2 separate regions of the Homo sapiens genome follow, and region 2 is linked to region 1. The links are chromatin loops, found by intact Hi-C in ENCODE. Cell type or tissue: heart left ventricle. All regions are shown on one strand.

Evidence for each region. Hi-C counts contacts between places; a loop is a spot of excess contacts. Peaks named below come from ENCODE experiments on the same cell type or tissue, not always from the same donor. Only the 100,000 strongest peaks of a DNase experiment are listed, where the experiment ranks them.
Region 2: it touches region 1 in a loop (3-fold over the local background); 10 of 110 quality-filtered maps call a loop at or near these places.

The regions. Positions count from the first base shown.
Region 1 is chr13:44,046,599-44,054,598 of GRCh38, reverse strand. No RefSeq gene overlaps it. Among named protein-coding and RNA genes, the nearest start is that of NRAD1, 28 kb to the right of the region's middle. In heart left ventricle, CTCF peaks have their summits at 3,950 (motif pointing left) and 6,089; no DNase peak of the experiment used is centred here.
Region 2 is chr13:44,306,874-44,314,873 of GRCh38, reverse strand. It overlaps LOC107984552 (a long non-coding RNA gene), which reads right to left and starts at 3,632. Exons shown (of 3, transcript XR_001749973.2): 1 at 2,783-3,632. RefSeq lists enhancers at 1,707-2,906, 7,552-8,000, 7,751-8,000. In heart left ventricle, no CTCF peak of the experiment used is centred here; a DNase peak (open chromatin) is centred at 4,303; H3K27ac peaks cover 1,859 bases.

The sequences.
Region 1 (8,000 bases):
CAAATAGTGTTATTTCATGTTAATACTTCCCCAGAGCCACCATCCTTTTTTGAGTCTGCAAAGTGATTTAATTTTGATCTTTTAGAAATGTTCTTTTCTCCTGAGAAAAAAATTTGTCATGGAAACAGTGGCAAATGCAAAAAGGGTGGGCATTTACAGTTTCCCAAACTGTTAGAATTCTCAAATTCTGTCCCTGTTTTTTATGATGATGGGGGCACAAGGACAGGGATATGGACCGAGGGAGTGTTTGCACCAAGAAGAATATCTAGAAGAGAGTTCTGTACATTTCAGTCTGAATTTCACTGGGTATATGTCTTATGGGGAGAGACTAAGATGTAGAAACAGAGAGAAGAGACCACTGGTGAGAAGATGAGGCCATTCCTAAGATTTTTAATATAAATTTATAAACATACAGGTGTATGTGTATATATATATGCTTTGCACACATATGTATTTATGTGTTGTGTATACATATGTCTGTGCATGTATATGCATATACACACATATATACATACATTACATACATACACACATATGCATACTTTTTCCCACTGAAGTTGTTGAAACTCTTGAAAGTTGGACTTGAGTAATCAAAAGCAGTGCTTATTCTTTTCCATTCAGTACCAAGGAAATCATATTTACCACGGGTCCAGAAAAGTCTTTTCTCTCTTTCTCCTCCCCACTACCCACCAGTCCCCACTCCTTTTGCACATGCTATTTGGTCACTGGCCATCCCGAGTGGCTCATCTAGACAGGGGTATGTGGCCAGGAGAGGTTAGGGGTCGAGATAAGGTGGATGTTTGCTGTAAGGCAGTGCCTTCCTCTCCTTCTTAACCTGGGGTTGTGCTTCTGAGCATGTGAAATGTATTGTTCCTTAGTCCGATTTCCCAAATACAACCTGAAAATGTGAATGTAAATGCCTCTGTCCTTTAGCCAGACGTCTAGAGGGCTATCTGAGGGCCTCAGAAGTAAAACTGACCTCCCCAGGGAAACTAGGCTCTCAATTCCTTTCTTAATTCTCTGTAGGATAATAAAACATGAAGTGGAAGATCTTCTAGACCAGCACCTTAAATTTGCAGATGAGAAAGTTGGAACCCAGAAAGGCTGAGAGGCTCAAGGTCTCACAACTGTTTATGCTCAACTGGGAAATGAATTTGTTTCTCTGGCCCATCAGGTCAACATTCTTTCCACTCAGCTATGCCGCCTCCTACCTCCTGAAAAGATTCTAGCAGGACCCTCTGATGAAAAGGACCTTATCTTTTTATATCTGCTGTTTAAAGCTTTTTTTTAAAATCATCGCACGATTTTATGAGTTAAGTTATGTACATAAACAAATACTATTACTTATTACTTGTTTACTATCGCCCTTCTTTTGGACATCAGAAAACCGAGGGTCTGAGTTGCAGCAACTCCCACAGAATCTCAAAAATGCACCCAGACTGCTCCTGCTTGCAGGACAAACACTCAGTACAAGCTTCCGATGAGGAATGTGGCTGTTGCAAGAACAGGACGCCACGATTCAATCCCTTCCCACGGCTGGCCCTGGCTGCCCACTCACATCAAGCAAGGGCACAGCATCCCTTCCGACAGCCTGACCCCCGCCCCCAGATAAACCGACATGTGGATTGCCAAAGGCATTTATATGCGATGGTGCTAAGACTGCTTGACGCTAACACCACACTTTGATCATTCAGTCAAATCAAAAAGCATTTATTAAGCATCTGTGTGAGGCTCCCTGCCGGGGCTTCTCTTTGTATCCCTAGCATTCACACTTCCCTGCTTTTCTTCTGTATCTCTTCACCCCTGCCCAAGAAAACTCCCCTATCCACAGGAATCTCACTGCTGGTGTTATCATGTCTTACCCAGAGTGGGATCCCATTTTGGTTCCTCCCAAGATGCTATTCAATGTCCAGGATGGAACTTTGAGAGTGGACCGGTCCTCTCTCCATTGTAAAATCTACCCATCCATCTCTGCTTCCTGGAGATTCTGTGTGAGGAGCACCTTAGTTAGGAATCAGAGCAAATGGCGATGAAATTTCAGTCTGTGTTCTTCTTTCAGAATGCAGAGTGAACATTTAAGAGGGTTTTTAGAAAAGCAGTTTACAGCCAGTAATTGGAAGCGTTGAAGTGTTTTTGCAAGACCAGTATCTCAGATTACAGATTTATGATTTGCTTGAAAATAATCATTTATTTTAGGCTTGAACTTTAAAAAGAAAAAAATAAAAGCTTAGAATGATTTTCTTCAAGTTTTCTATGACATTCTTTACATCAGGAAGAGATGAGGGAAGGCAAGATGGAGGTTTTAGAGAGAACGGGGTTCCAATGTTATTTTCCCCTTGGTTCATTTATGAGACTACATTTTCCTAGCTGCATACGCTATTTCCATTGTATGACTCACACAGACAATTTACTACATTTAAAATTGTGTCAAATTCTTTCTGAAAAGCTTGGGTCAAATACACATACTATGTATACAGTTGGAAATTCTTCCTCATAGATCCAGCTCATGGTATGGATGTTGTATTTGTGTCCTCGTAGCCATGGCAACTAGAAAAGGGTTAAGCCAGGGCCTCAGAAAACCCAGAGGCTGTGCAGTAAAATATCATATGTGTGTATATACTTCCTAAAATATACTACTCAAATATGGATTAAGAAATCTTAAAACCACTGTCTTAAAATTAATTTTTCATTCCTAGTATGCATGTTATTGCCTAAAAAGGATACTCTCAAAACAATCTCTTTCACCTCACTCCTTTTCTCTCTAAATTGTCATCTAATGACCATTTATCTCAAAAGACAGACTATGTAAATCCATGAGAAGTGCTTTGGTTTTTAGATATGGATGAGAGAAATACCAATGAGAATATGAATGAAGTTGTTTTCTGGCTGAAACAAACTGTCTTTTTTAGATCTCTCTTTTAAATCCATTTATATGAGAGTAATAAAACATTCTTCTCCATTTATTTAAGAACTTACTAAATAAACTTGGGCAACCCTGAACAATGCCAAGATGTTAAACATTCACCAGCTCTAAGAATTCAGACTCTTCTTTGTGTTGGCTGATGGCCCTCAGGTCCCTGACTACCCCTTTTAATTTTCTTACACACTTTACCCTGTGAGATAAATTTTAAGAGTTTATCCTCAAAATAACACTGGATAGGAGTACAGAATGCAATTCTGTTTTTTTTGTTTGTTTGTTTTCTGAGACAGAGGCTCACCCTGTCACCTAGGTTGGTGTGCAGTGGCGCGATCTCAGCTCACTGCAACCTCTGCCTCCCAGGTTCAAATGATTCTCCTGCCTCAGCCTCCCAGGTAGCCAGGATTACAGGCACTGGCCACCATGCCCAGCTAATTTTTGTATTTTTAGTGGAGATGAGGTTTCACCACATTGGCCAAGTTGGTCTTGAACTCCTGACCTCGTGATCCGCCTGCCTTGGCCTCCCAAAGTGCTGGGATTACAGGCGTGAGCCACTGTGTCTGGCAGGGAATGCAATTCTTATAAGGCCCAGAGCCATTGCAGCATTGGATAAAACACCATCTTTTATATCCATACATCTTTCTTATTTACATTTCCAGGTGCAAAAGGAGGATGGGTAAAAAAACTTTCACTAAGTGGTTCTCTGTCCCACTGCCCATTTCGTAAGGATATCAGAGAAAGTATTAATACATCCCCTGGTCTAAAATGCCTGGCTTAACTTTTAACCTTTGACACAGTATCAAAGTTTTCCACACCCTTTATTTATTTCAAGATATTTCTCTGTAGGAAATATATTTTATAATGAAATAATAAATAATAAATCATAAATGGCTTTATGATTTTATAATAAACATAAATTTATGGGAATATATTTAAATGTTCACTTCCAACCTTTGATACCATCTCATATTTAATATCTAAGAATCAAAAAAAATTTCAGGGTCAATATCCTGGCCCTTCTTCTGCCATCTGGTGGAGAAATAGAGAAGCAGTGAAATTGATGCATCAGGAGTTTCTTCAGAGTCCTTAAATGCATCAGTCAGCGAATGCTTGTGGGGTATTATTATTATTTATTATTATTATTCATCAAACAGTACTCATCAAGACACTTGGCATCATTAAACGTCATGCTCTGCAAAGTAGCCACATTCAGTCTCTGTCCCCAGAAGAACTATGAGGCATTACATGATTGAAAGCTCCCGGACGATTTAGTTATTTTCAAGCAATCAGTTCAACACACAGTGTAAGGAAAGGACTCCTTAAGACTATGAGGTTGGCATTTAGGTCATTTTAGCAGTAATTTGCTTTATAATGATATTCTGACCCCAAGATGCTATGCTTTTCTAAGCACTTCTAAAGAGAAAGAAAGAAGGGAAGGAGAAAGAGATGGATGCAACTCTCTAATGCCTTACAAATCCCCAAAATGACATTTTAGGTTCATTTTTAAGGCCATTTAAGAGTGTCAGAAAGACTCTTTATGAGCAAAAATAACATCTCCATGAGGTATCTGCACTTTAATCAAATTTATTATAGTTTACAGAGTATGGAGAGAAGAGATGTAATAACAAACATCCTAACTGCCACAGATTTGAGGCAAGTGACAGCCTCCTCAAATTAACTTCAACAAAATGATGTTCCAAGCCTGTTGAATTGCCCCATACATAGCCACATCTGAATTCCCATCTTCTTGCCAAAATCCATAGAAAAGGGGCAGCCATAAATCATGTAGGAAATACATTGATTGCTATTAAATATCCTGTATATTTCATGGAAATGTGGCTCTTTATGCTGATGGATTCTGGCTGAAGGCACTCAAGACCAAAGGACCATGCTGTTTTGTATTGAAAGTGGCTATTGGCTTGGTCCATTGCCACCTGCTCTTTGGTTTTAAAAGGGCATTGAAATCTAAGGAAGGCCCTTCACAGTGTTCCAGAATCACTACCCGTGACATAAATAGAGAAAAAAGCAGTGCTGATGTAACCAATGCTTTCTTAACTCGATGGGGCTCTCAAAGGGGTTATGGAGCATAGTGAACTCCCACCCTGACTTCCTGCTTCCTCCACTCAGCACCCTCTTGGCCCAAATAACCCTTTGGCTTAAAGAGGGGAGGAAGGCTCCATCTTGAACATTGCCCATTATAAATAATCAATGTGCATATTTTGGATATGCACTGGATATGTGATGCTTTTCTAAACAAGATGAGAATTTATGTACCCCCAAAATAGACACATAAATTACATCCTTTAAAAATACATCCTCTAAGGTTTTTGTTTTCTTTCTTTTTTTTTTCTGTAGCTGCTTCTTTATTTCAACTTCCCCACACACATCCTTGACTGCTGTGGCAATGTGAAAGAAAGGTCAATGCAATTTCACAATTGATTCCTACAAATTCTTTCCCTACCAGAGTGTCCACCAGGGAGATCATGTAACATCTGCCCGTAAGTGGTGGGTTTGGGGGCCATGGAAGAGTAACTGGTGATCACCTGGAGCCTGTATGGGTTTCTTAATATTAGGTTATGTCAGTCTAAACTCATTTCTTTCATTGAAATTGGTACTGTAGTATAAATGCAGTGTATCTAGATGATAGCAAAATTTCCTGAAAGATGAAGGAGAAAAAAATGAACTGAACCCAAATGTGCTGGATTTGGGATAGATAGATAGATACCAAAAGAGGGACATTTCCAGTAGAAAGCTAAACCATTCTGTTCTTTTTTCACATTTTAATTAATAACTTGAAAGAAATATAAAAGGCATGCCTTTAGAAATTTGCCCAATAAACATTCAACTGAGGATGCTCTTGATGACAGTCCATGTGCTGGGAGCACAGGCAACGCAGAAAGCCTGACCTTTGGGAGGCTACAGGCTCTTTAATTATGCCAATGCTAGAAAGCAGGAAGAACTAAAGATTGGACAACAGAATCACAAGCAAAAGCCAGGCAGGCATTTTTTAGGCTAAATTTCTCAGAGATGTATGTGGTATTCTAAATTCAAGATCAAAAAATGTAAGAATCCAGCAACAGAAGAAGAATCCTCTTCCAGAATAGGAAGCTATGGTGTTAGCAACTGTTTCATGAAAAAAAACTTAATGGTTTGAGATGACCGATAGAGGGTGACAATGTGACATAGCTCCCCAAAAGACCAGTGCAATCTTGGACTGCATAATATAGATATATGAAACCAGAGCAAATTGGCAACCACTCCTTTATATTTTGTGATGTTTCTAGTGATCTCAGAGTGTCGTATTCTCCAGTGGACACTGCACATTAGTCGGGTCACAGACAAACTAATGCCTTCCCAAAAGATCTACTAAGATGATGATGGACTAGACACTAGAAGCTACTCACCAGCAAATGTTTATTGAGTGCCTACTTTGTTTCAGTCACTAATTTTGGTGCTGGGGATAAATGATGGCTACAACAGACAAGGTCCCTGTTCACATGAGGATGACTACTTAATGGCTAAACAAAAGACAAATACAAAGTTGATAAGATAACTTTATATACTGATAAAACCTACTTTAAAAACCACCAAAAACCATGTCATGTGAAGCCAGTGGGAGACAGAATTGACTCAACATACAATAAAACTGCCTATAAATCTAGTTATCCCAAAGGAAATCAAGGCTACTCCAGAAGAAGATATATTGTCCAATCTACTTACCAAACCAGAAACTGCACAACCTTTTTGATCAGGAGTTGTTGGCCCACAGCTGGAAGGTTCAACCTCTGTGTGTCTTCAGTACTTTGTAGGTGCCACTAGTAGCTCTTCTCACTCAGCCTATGGAGGTGTCATGTCTGTCTCCCCAGCTAGACTGTGAACCTCAGGAGAACTCAAGCTGTGAAAACATATTGTGACTTTCCTCCTAGCGCTGTACATGATCCCAGCAGGCACTTAATAAATGTTCAACAGAAGGAATTAAAGTATCAAGTGAGTAATATGATGGGAAGACTTTTAAGATGCTTACCATCATGTGGTTTTATAAGTTGCACGTATTTCAGGGAGTGGGTTATAGAAAATCTTAATTGTTTACTTGAAAATTTCAACTGGACATCCCTCAAATATATAAAACCCAATAAATTAAAACGTGTATCTCTTTCCCAAAATAATTGTTTCTCTTCTTATATTCAACATCTTATAAGGTGGCATTGTTATTCACTGAAACAAAGGATCTGGGCATCATTTTGGTTGATTTTTTTCCCCTTCCACTCCATAGCCTCTCTCTCTCCAATTCCTGGGTGGTTTCCTTAACTTTGCCTAAACCATCCTCTCCGTCCCCTACAACCTTGGCTCAGGTTGCCGTCATTTTTACCTGGTTTCATAATCAGGAATCATTCAGTCCCAAGTGACTAAAAACTAACTCAAGCTTGCTCAAGCAAAAATAAACTTATTGGCATGTATAACTCTAAAGTCCATCGGTAAACTGGTTTCAGACACAGGGGGATGTAGGCTCTAGACTGTTAGAGGCTCAAGCAATATTAATACAGCTCTGTTTCCCCTTCTTCTTGTTCATTTTCCTGTAAGTATTGGCTTAATTGATCAGGTGTTCTCCATGTACCAGGAAAGATGGCCTCTGGAAGCCGCAAAGCTACATCCTTTTATGAAGAAGAAGAAGAAGGAGGAGAAGGAGGAGAAGGAGAAGAAGAAGGAGAAGGAGAAGGAGAAGGAGAAGGAGAAGGAGAAGGAGAAGGGGAAGGGGAAGGGGAAGGAGAAGGGGAAGGGGAAAGGGAAGGGGAAGGGGAGGAAGAGGAAGAGGAGGAAGAAGAAGAAGAAGAGGAAGAAGAAGAAGAAGAAATTCTATGTCTGGGCGTGCGTATGTGAATTTTCAGTAAAGAAGCTTGATGAATACTGCTTGGATTATGTGCCCACCTGAACCAGGGATGGGTACTGTAATGGGTTGAGTTTGGGTCATTTGTCCACCCTTGTGTGAGTGGGCCAGGCAATGAGAGACAGGTGACTCTCTTCCAAAGGAACAGATGCTAGACAAAAAAACAATAGCTATTCTGTACAGTCACGCTCTCTCACT
Region 2 (8,000 bases), 260 kb before region 1:
ACTTTTGGTATATATTATTATATTGTTTTCCAAAAGATGTATGACCATTTACAATATGACCATCAATATATTAATACCAGTCGAGTGATGCAAAGTAGACAGCATTGCACATAATGACTAAGGTTTTCTGTTAGTTAAATGGGTATATAATGATTCAGTATTATTGCTTTACTTTCCAATGCTTTGACTTGTGCCTAAGTTGAACATTGTAAATTTATGTAGAATTTAAAGTTCTCTTTTAAATGATTGTTAAAGCAAACTAAATATAGACTGAGAATATATTCCATATTTGAGTCCTTGTGGACAGACTGCAACCAATTTAATAGGTAGACAAGATTGAAAACCTAACTTAGGAGTATGCACCTGTAACAATAGCTGAGTCTTGGCCAATCCTAGCAGCCATACTTCAACCACTCATACACTGCTGAGTGTTCAAACTGTGTTCAAGTAAGGCAAATGCAGAGTTGTAACCAATCCAACTGTTTCTGTATGTCACCTTTGATTTCTGTATGTCACTTCCCTTTTTTTGGTCTATAAATTTGTGTTCTGACTACGAGGCACCCCTGGAGTCTCTCTGAATTGGTTGTGATTCTGGGGGCTACCAGATTCATGAATCATTCATTGCTCAATTAAACTCCTTTAAATTTAATGCGGTTGAAGTTTTTCCTTTAACATGACGTATTTGTTCGTATCCTTTGCTGGACTTCTTTTAGAGGCTCATCCTGAGCTTTGGAGTCGAGGATTTGAATCCCAACTCTGCTATTTACTACCTGTGTGATCTTAAGCAAGTTAGTAAACTTTCCCAGTCTCTGTTTCCTCCTCTGGAAAGTGAGGATAGTCATGTGTCTCTCATAGAGTTGTTGAAGGATTCATCAGGATGGCACATGTGCAGAAGTACTGAGCACACACATTAAAATGACTCATTAGTTGTTAGTCACGCTACATGGGTTTGGTTTGTTGGTTGGTTTTTACCCCAGTCTGATCCCTCAGTGGCTTTCCTGTGCCTCTGGAGATAAACCCTTCTTGGCCTCTCAGTAGCCTGACCACCTCTCTTGTCTATGCTCATTCTGCCAAATCCACCCTTCACGGGAAGTGTCTCAAATATTTCTCTGCTTCAGAATTCTATCTATGCCTTCCTACCAGCAGTCCCTCTACTCATTGACCCCACCAAACTTCTTTATCTAGAAAACTCTGAATCACCCTTTAAAACATAGCCTCCAGAAGCTTCCCTGCTCCTCCAGCCTCCCTTTACTCCTCTCTCTTCCGTAGACCCATGTGTATCTCTCTATAGCATTTACTGAACTATACTACATTGTCAATTGACTTGTTATTTTCCTCAGATAGACTCTAAACCTCATGTGAGTAAAAACCATGTTTTATTTGATTTTACAGCCTCACTTGTAGCACAGGGCTTGCCATGTGGAAAGTGTTCAATAAATATTTGTTGAATGAATGAATCAGTACCTACATTACTCATCAGGCATGGATCCAAATGTCTCAAAGAGGAAAGAAAAGTCACTTTCACAGAGCAACCATTTGCCATCACTGGAATTGGTTGGATTTAGAGCAGCATAATGAGAGAAAGGGTTTCACTCAACAAGGGACAGCTGGAGATGTGTAAATTGTGGAACTACAAAATATCTATGTATGTGCTCTTAGTAACCTGCAATCACCAGTCATGGTTCTGAATGATGTTCTAAAACCTCTGAGACATTGCTGTAGGCTACCGTGTTCAACAGTGGGTGATGCATACACTGAGGGCAAACCACAAAGAGGAATCCCTAAATTATGATGGGCAGTGGTTGCATTGAAGGAAGTGATTAATCCCCCAAGATGAATATTTTCAAAGTGGCAACATCTATTTGGATGACTAAGTTCTGATTCAATTGTCTGAAAAATAAAAATTGATACATGCTTTGGCACATCTCTTAAGTGGTTAAAAAATACACACGTAAGGGGCATGGGTAGAGTCTAGCATGGGAAACCTTGGAATAAGCAAAACTAGAGTTAGATCTTGAAAGAAATGGGTAAGTGGGGAGTAAGCTTTTCTAACAAAAATAAGACATGAGGTGGGGAAAGAGTGAGGGGTCAGTTTCGGGTGAAGCAGAGGGGTAAGGGTGGAGTAGGATAGGGGGCTTACAGAGGTGCTAGAAGGCCACCTCAGGAATTCCTTGTTAGTGCAACTGTGCAGCTGAATGAGGGAAAGCCAGGGGCCTACTGCCTTCTAGGATGGGCTCCTAGAAGCAAAGCCTTGGATAGGATTTGGATGTGTGTGCTTTACTGAAGAGGTGTTCTCAGGAAATATCGACTAGGGAGTGAGAGGAGCAAGATAGAAGAGGGGAAGGAACTCAGCGAAGATCAGGTCTCAGGTGGAGATTAACCTCAGCTCTGTCCACTGGGGGGATTGGGTAGTCTCTTCATGAGCCCACTTCAGAATTGTGCCTGTCTTGAGGCCAGGGGGCTGGCCCTTTGTGCCATCACTGGCTGTTGGCCATCCTCAGAGGCAGAGTGCGGTTAACCTCCCCGCTGAGGTGCTCTGGTCAGCCAAGGGCAAACCTCCAGAAAAGGGGAGCAGCTGTGGGTAGAGAACAACCAAATTCTCAGCAGCCAGGAGATGGGAGCCCCACAGGGCAGAGAGGGGATCTGGATGAGGCCCAAACATCTCTATCTACATTCATGGTCACAGCTGATGAATTATTTTCTTCCCATTGCACATGGCTGCATCCCTGCCCCTTTTTAGGACTTTACTCAAATGTCTCCGTAAAGCTGTCTGTGGACTTACCAGTATGGAGGAGTGATCTCTTTCTTTAGATGTCCTAAGATGCTTCATCCATCCATACGTCACCTGCTAGATGGTCAGCTCCCCAGTATCAGGTCCTGTGTCTCATTCAGTTTTGTTGATCCCAGCACGGTGGCCAGCACATGGGCAGCGGGTGGTGGGGGGAGGTTCAGGATAAATGTGGTTAGAATGACAGAATGATGCTGTAGCCCCAAACAGGAAAGACTTCGGCTGTAAATCCATTTTTTTCTAGGTTGGGTCCTAAATGCTCTTGGTTTATTATCAGAACATAGCTCTGCTAAGTCCTTTATAATCTTGCTTTTCCCCCTTGAGCATTAATATAATCTTTTTTCTATCCCTTTGCCTGTGTACTACTAGTACAGCTTGCACAGTCGTGAAATTATAGCAATTCTGGAACGGCAACTTCGGGTGTTTTGTAGGATGCTTTCAGAAGACTAGCTTTTGAGCTACCCAGTGTTCAATCTCGCAGATGAATGTTGGGCCTATGAATTTCGTATTGAAGTGATGTATTTGACATGCCCATGAATACATGCGTCTGCCACACTGTGGCCTGCAGCCAGGCTGCAATGCTGAGCCTGCCTTCTGGATCCTCTTTTGAGAAGTCCCTGTAGAAAGCCTGCTAATTGCTTACCAGCAGTGGAGCAAGATGCCTTGGAAATTGCCCCATTGAACCTTCTTTTGCCCTTCAAAATGTCCTGGTGTTGCCTCTGTACTTCACATACTGAAGAAGGACCATGTAGAGGTCATGTAGGGCTTCCCAAGGCAGCATGGAGCCAGTCACCGTGGCCTGCAAGCTTCAGCTTGCTGAGTGTTTGGTCTCAAGGTGGAGAGTGGTGGGGGTTGGCAAGGAGCCTGTATTCTGGCAGAAGGACAGCATTTTCTGTACATGTTCTTTTGGAAGAACATTCAGGATGGTATGTGTTTCATCACACTATGCAACCTGATATATCCTGGGCAGGCTGGATTCATTATTTACCTTGTATAGTTTAATCAAACCGAATCTCCTTAAAAATGTTATTGGCAGAGGTGGGGAGTAGGTATTCCATGAAGCCTCTGCTGCCAAGTGTTAGAGTGCTTGACTTTTCATAATCCACACCGTCTGAAGGCCAAACATGTCATCTATTCAACTTAAGGGAAATTAAGTGATTCAGAAAAAACAGTGAATTCTGATTTCTTTTCTAGATTGAGGATCTGTATGTGGTCAGGTTTTTTTTTTTTTTTTTTTTTTTTCTTGAACAAAGCTACTTGCTGGCCAGAGAGAGGCAAATAAATAAGTCACTTACCACAGGCAACCAGGGTGCCCATTTGGGACTGGGTGATGTTCGTCGTGATGGGACTAATTAACTCTGGAAATGCTGAACAGGTCATGGTTAAGACCCTTTTGAAATGATTGGTGCCAGGCTTTTCCTGGGCATTAGTCCCTGTCCTCCCCAGATCCCTCACTCCAGCTACTGCAGGATGCAATTGACCAATGGCCAGAGAGACACAGCTGACGCCACGCTGAAGTGCTGAAAGCAGACAGCGCTGTCATTCATCTCTCTTCTGCTCCCGGGGCAAGGGGTGGTGACAGCTTCTTGTTCTTCTCAGGTGCCACCAACCCCCTTTTGATCTTCAGTCTGGTTAAACTAAAAAAATGTTTTAAATGACTCCATCTACTGAGAATTTCAATGTTGGCTCTATTACATTCCTTAATTTACGCTTGTTAATTTTGTCTGACTTGGCTTGCTTAGATTCCTTTGGACATATGATCCTTATGAATAAAACATTCAAGGGCCAAATGTTTGAGTGGGACATCTTGACGTGAATATTCCTGGAGAGTGGCAGAAAGCGTGGATCAGGGCAGGTGCCTCTGTCCCAGAGTGAGACCTAGAAACAGCTGTGGTGTGCTGGAAGGAATCCTCAAACCTGGAGTCTGACGATGTTTAAAGGCTGATTCTGCCACTAATGAGCTACTTGATCAGGCGGATTGCTTCCCCTCAGTTTCTTTAGGAGACGGTGTGCTGTGTAGTACTAGCACTCTCATTTTGCTGTCTCTGGGGGAAGATTATGCATCCTTGTCGCATTGTACTAGGTGTGGCCATGTGATTTCTGGCACCCCTCCCTCCTGCTGGCGAAGGACTATATATCCCTGCCCTATTGACGTCAGGCTTGGCTGTGAGATTTACTTTGGCTGGCAAAAGTGAGTATGAGGAATTGTGCCACTATTGTATAGATGCTTTAAGAGACATTGTGGTTCTGCTATCTCCATTTCTCTCTGTTACTGAGTCCTGGAGCAAAGAAGGCATGGACAAGGGCTGTAGCTGACCCATCATACATGTGTGACATGAGTGAGAAACAAACCTTTGTTGAGGCAAATGCTTAGATTTTTGGGGTTGTACATTGTTGTAGCATCGCTTAGTTTAAACACATTAATGCAACAGGGAATAATGTGATCTACTTGGTGGGCTTTTTATGAGAACTATTTGAGAGAATTAACCAAAAAATGCATTGCTTGCCTATGAGGTCCCAGGTACTGTATTCAAGGTATAAGGGCCACAAAATTGTGTAAGGCATGGGTCATGTCCTTCAAAGAGCTCATAGGAGAAGAGACAGAGATTTCTAAAAGTTATGTCAGTAACATTGTATAGTAGACCTATGCTTTTTGCAAGGCATTCAGACTGGGCCGTCACACATTCTCAAATTAAGGAAAACCTCTTAACATTTGACATCCCCCAGAAAATGCTGAAAGAACAGTGAGTAGAAAACAAAAAAGGCATGATGATGTGGATGCTGGGCAGATGGATGGGACCCCTCAGGAATTGAGTAGCTCACTCATTAAACCTAAGCCTTACAGATCAAAATACTTTATCAAACCCTCATGGAAATATTTTAAGCACGTGGTTGCTTGCAAGAAGTCAAAACCATAAATGTAAATGATCTAAGAACGAAGAGTATGTGGTATTTAACCTGGCAGTACATGACATGCAGTATAGTTTATTGCTTGATAAATGGCTGGTCTAAAATTAGAGAATTGGGCTAAAGTTAGAGAATAAAATTCAAGGAGATCCACGATGTTCTTGTTCTAATCAGAGGTTGTTCAGTTATCCAAAAGAGAAACCCACTCAAAGCAGTTCAGTTTAGAACTGGGGAGTGGAAGGATAAAGGGGAATCTTGTGCACTGGAAAGGCTCCCAGTCTCTGGTACCCCTGTCTGTCTCTCATCTCCATTTCTCACTGAGAATGTCCCATGTTCCTCTCTTGAAGCTAGCTTTCCCAGCAACCCTGCAGCCTCCTCACTCAGTCTTGCCTCCTTCTGCCTTGCTGCTGTGGCTGTGCTGACCTGGCCCCTGTCTATGTGATGATGATGGTTAATTTTATGTGTCAACTTGACTGAGCCATGGGGTACCCAGAGAGTTGGTCAACATTATTCTGTAGGTGTCTGTGAGGGTGTTTCTGGAAGAGAGGAACATGTGAATGTGCAGGCTGGGTGAAGAAGATGGTCCTTCCTAACGCGGGTGGGCCTCATCCCATCAGTTGAAGCTCTGCATAGAACAAACAGGCTGACCCTCCCCTGAGGAAGAGAGACTTCCCCTAGCCTGTCAGCCATTGCCTTTTTTCCTGCCTTTGGATTTCGGGTAGGTCTCTCCTGGGTCTCCAGCTTGCCACCTGCAGATCTTGGGACTTGGTAGCCAACCTCCATAAGCATGTGAATCAATTCTTAATAAAAAATTTCTCTCTCTCTCTCTCTCTCCCCCTCCCACACACACATGATGCATATTTATATCATATATATATATACACAATGAACTACATCCTATTGACTGTGTTCCTCGGAGGAGCTTTTACTAATACAGCCGTTGCATGGATTCAGGCTCACAGATTCCTTGGCTGTACTCTCTAAGTCTCAGTAGAATTCCTGTGGAAGAGTGACTCTGATTTTCTCTCAGCCGGGTGACTGTGGCCCCATCAGCCCTGGAGGGGCATCATGTGGCCTCTGGGAGCCACCCCACTCAGATTAGGGACAGGGCAGGTTCTTGAAGGTATTATGGGTGGAGAACAAATGAGTCACATTCTCTCACAGATTTCCTTTCCAGTTAATAGAACTAACTTCACTTTTATAGACTTGAGAAGAGATTTTTGCACTCTTTATGAGGCCACCATGGGGCTTATATATCTGAGTGTTTCATTTCCCAAAAGGCTGGTACAATAAATGGCTCCCTTCTGACCTTCACTTGCTTTCCAATTAAAAAAAAAAAAAAACAGGAATAGCAACACTTTGAGCTTATTCTTGCAAATGTCCTTTGATGCAGTTTAGGAACAATACTATTGTTCCACCATTGCCCTCCTAGAGCACTGGGCCCGGAATCACCGGGGCCAGGAACCACTAGTTCATTATGGGCTCTTCTCTCTACCAGATATGTGACATGGGGCCTCAGTTTTCTCCTCTGTAAGAGGGGGTTAGCACTCACTGCTGGAGATACAACGAGTGTTGTACAAAGCCTGCTGACAATTTCATTCCATTTAAATGTTAAGATTGTTCAAGAATTCCAGGATATCTTAGCTAGAAGCTACGTTCATTGTAAAGATAATGAAACTGAGACTCAAAGAGACAGTATTATTGATGCGGACATAAACAATGATTCTCACAATTCTCTGGTTTGTTCTGCTCTGACCCTTTCACCTTCCACAAGGCGGTTTGTTTTCTTAGCTGGGAGGGTCAGGGATCCCAGGCTGCCTCACTTCTTTTCTTTTCTCTTTTTCTCTTTTTTTTCTTTTCTTTTCTTCTCTTTTCTTTTTCTTTTCTCTTTTCTTTTTTCCTTCCTTCCTTCCTTCTTTCCTTCTTTCTTTCTTTCTTTCTTTCTTTCTTTCTTTCTTTCTTTCTGTCTTTCTTTCTCTTCCTTTCTTTCTTTCTTTCTCTTCCTTTCTTCCTTTCTTTCTCTTTTTTTTTGTGTGTGTATGAGTGCAGCTGAAGCTAGCAGGTCTCTTCCTCCTTTTAAGGACTTTCTTCCTTTCCCTGGGGCCACTCATTGGACCCCCTCTGAGGTTAGGTGTGCGATCTTCCTCCTTTATAAGGAATCCAGGGCAGCAAGCTGCTCTTCTCAGGGCAGACTTGCCTACGGCAGGCAGGGCTTAGACTCCTATGACAGGAAGAGTCAAAAGCTGTAGATCTGAGTGAGGCTTCAGTCTGTGGCAGGGAAAAGGCACACCACACAGGCGTGCCA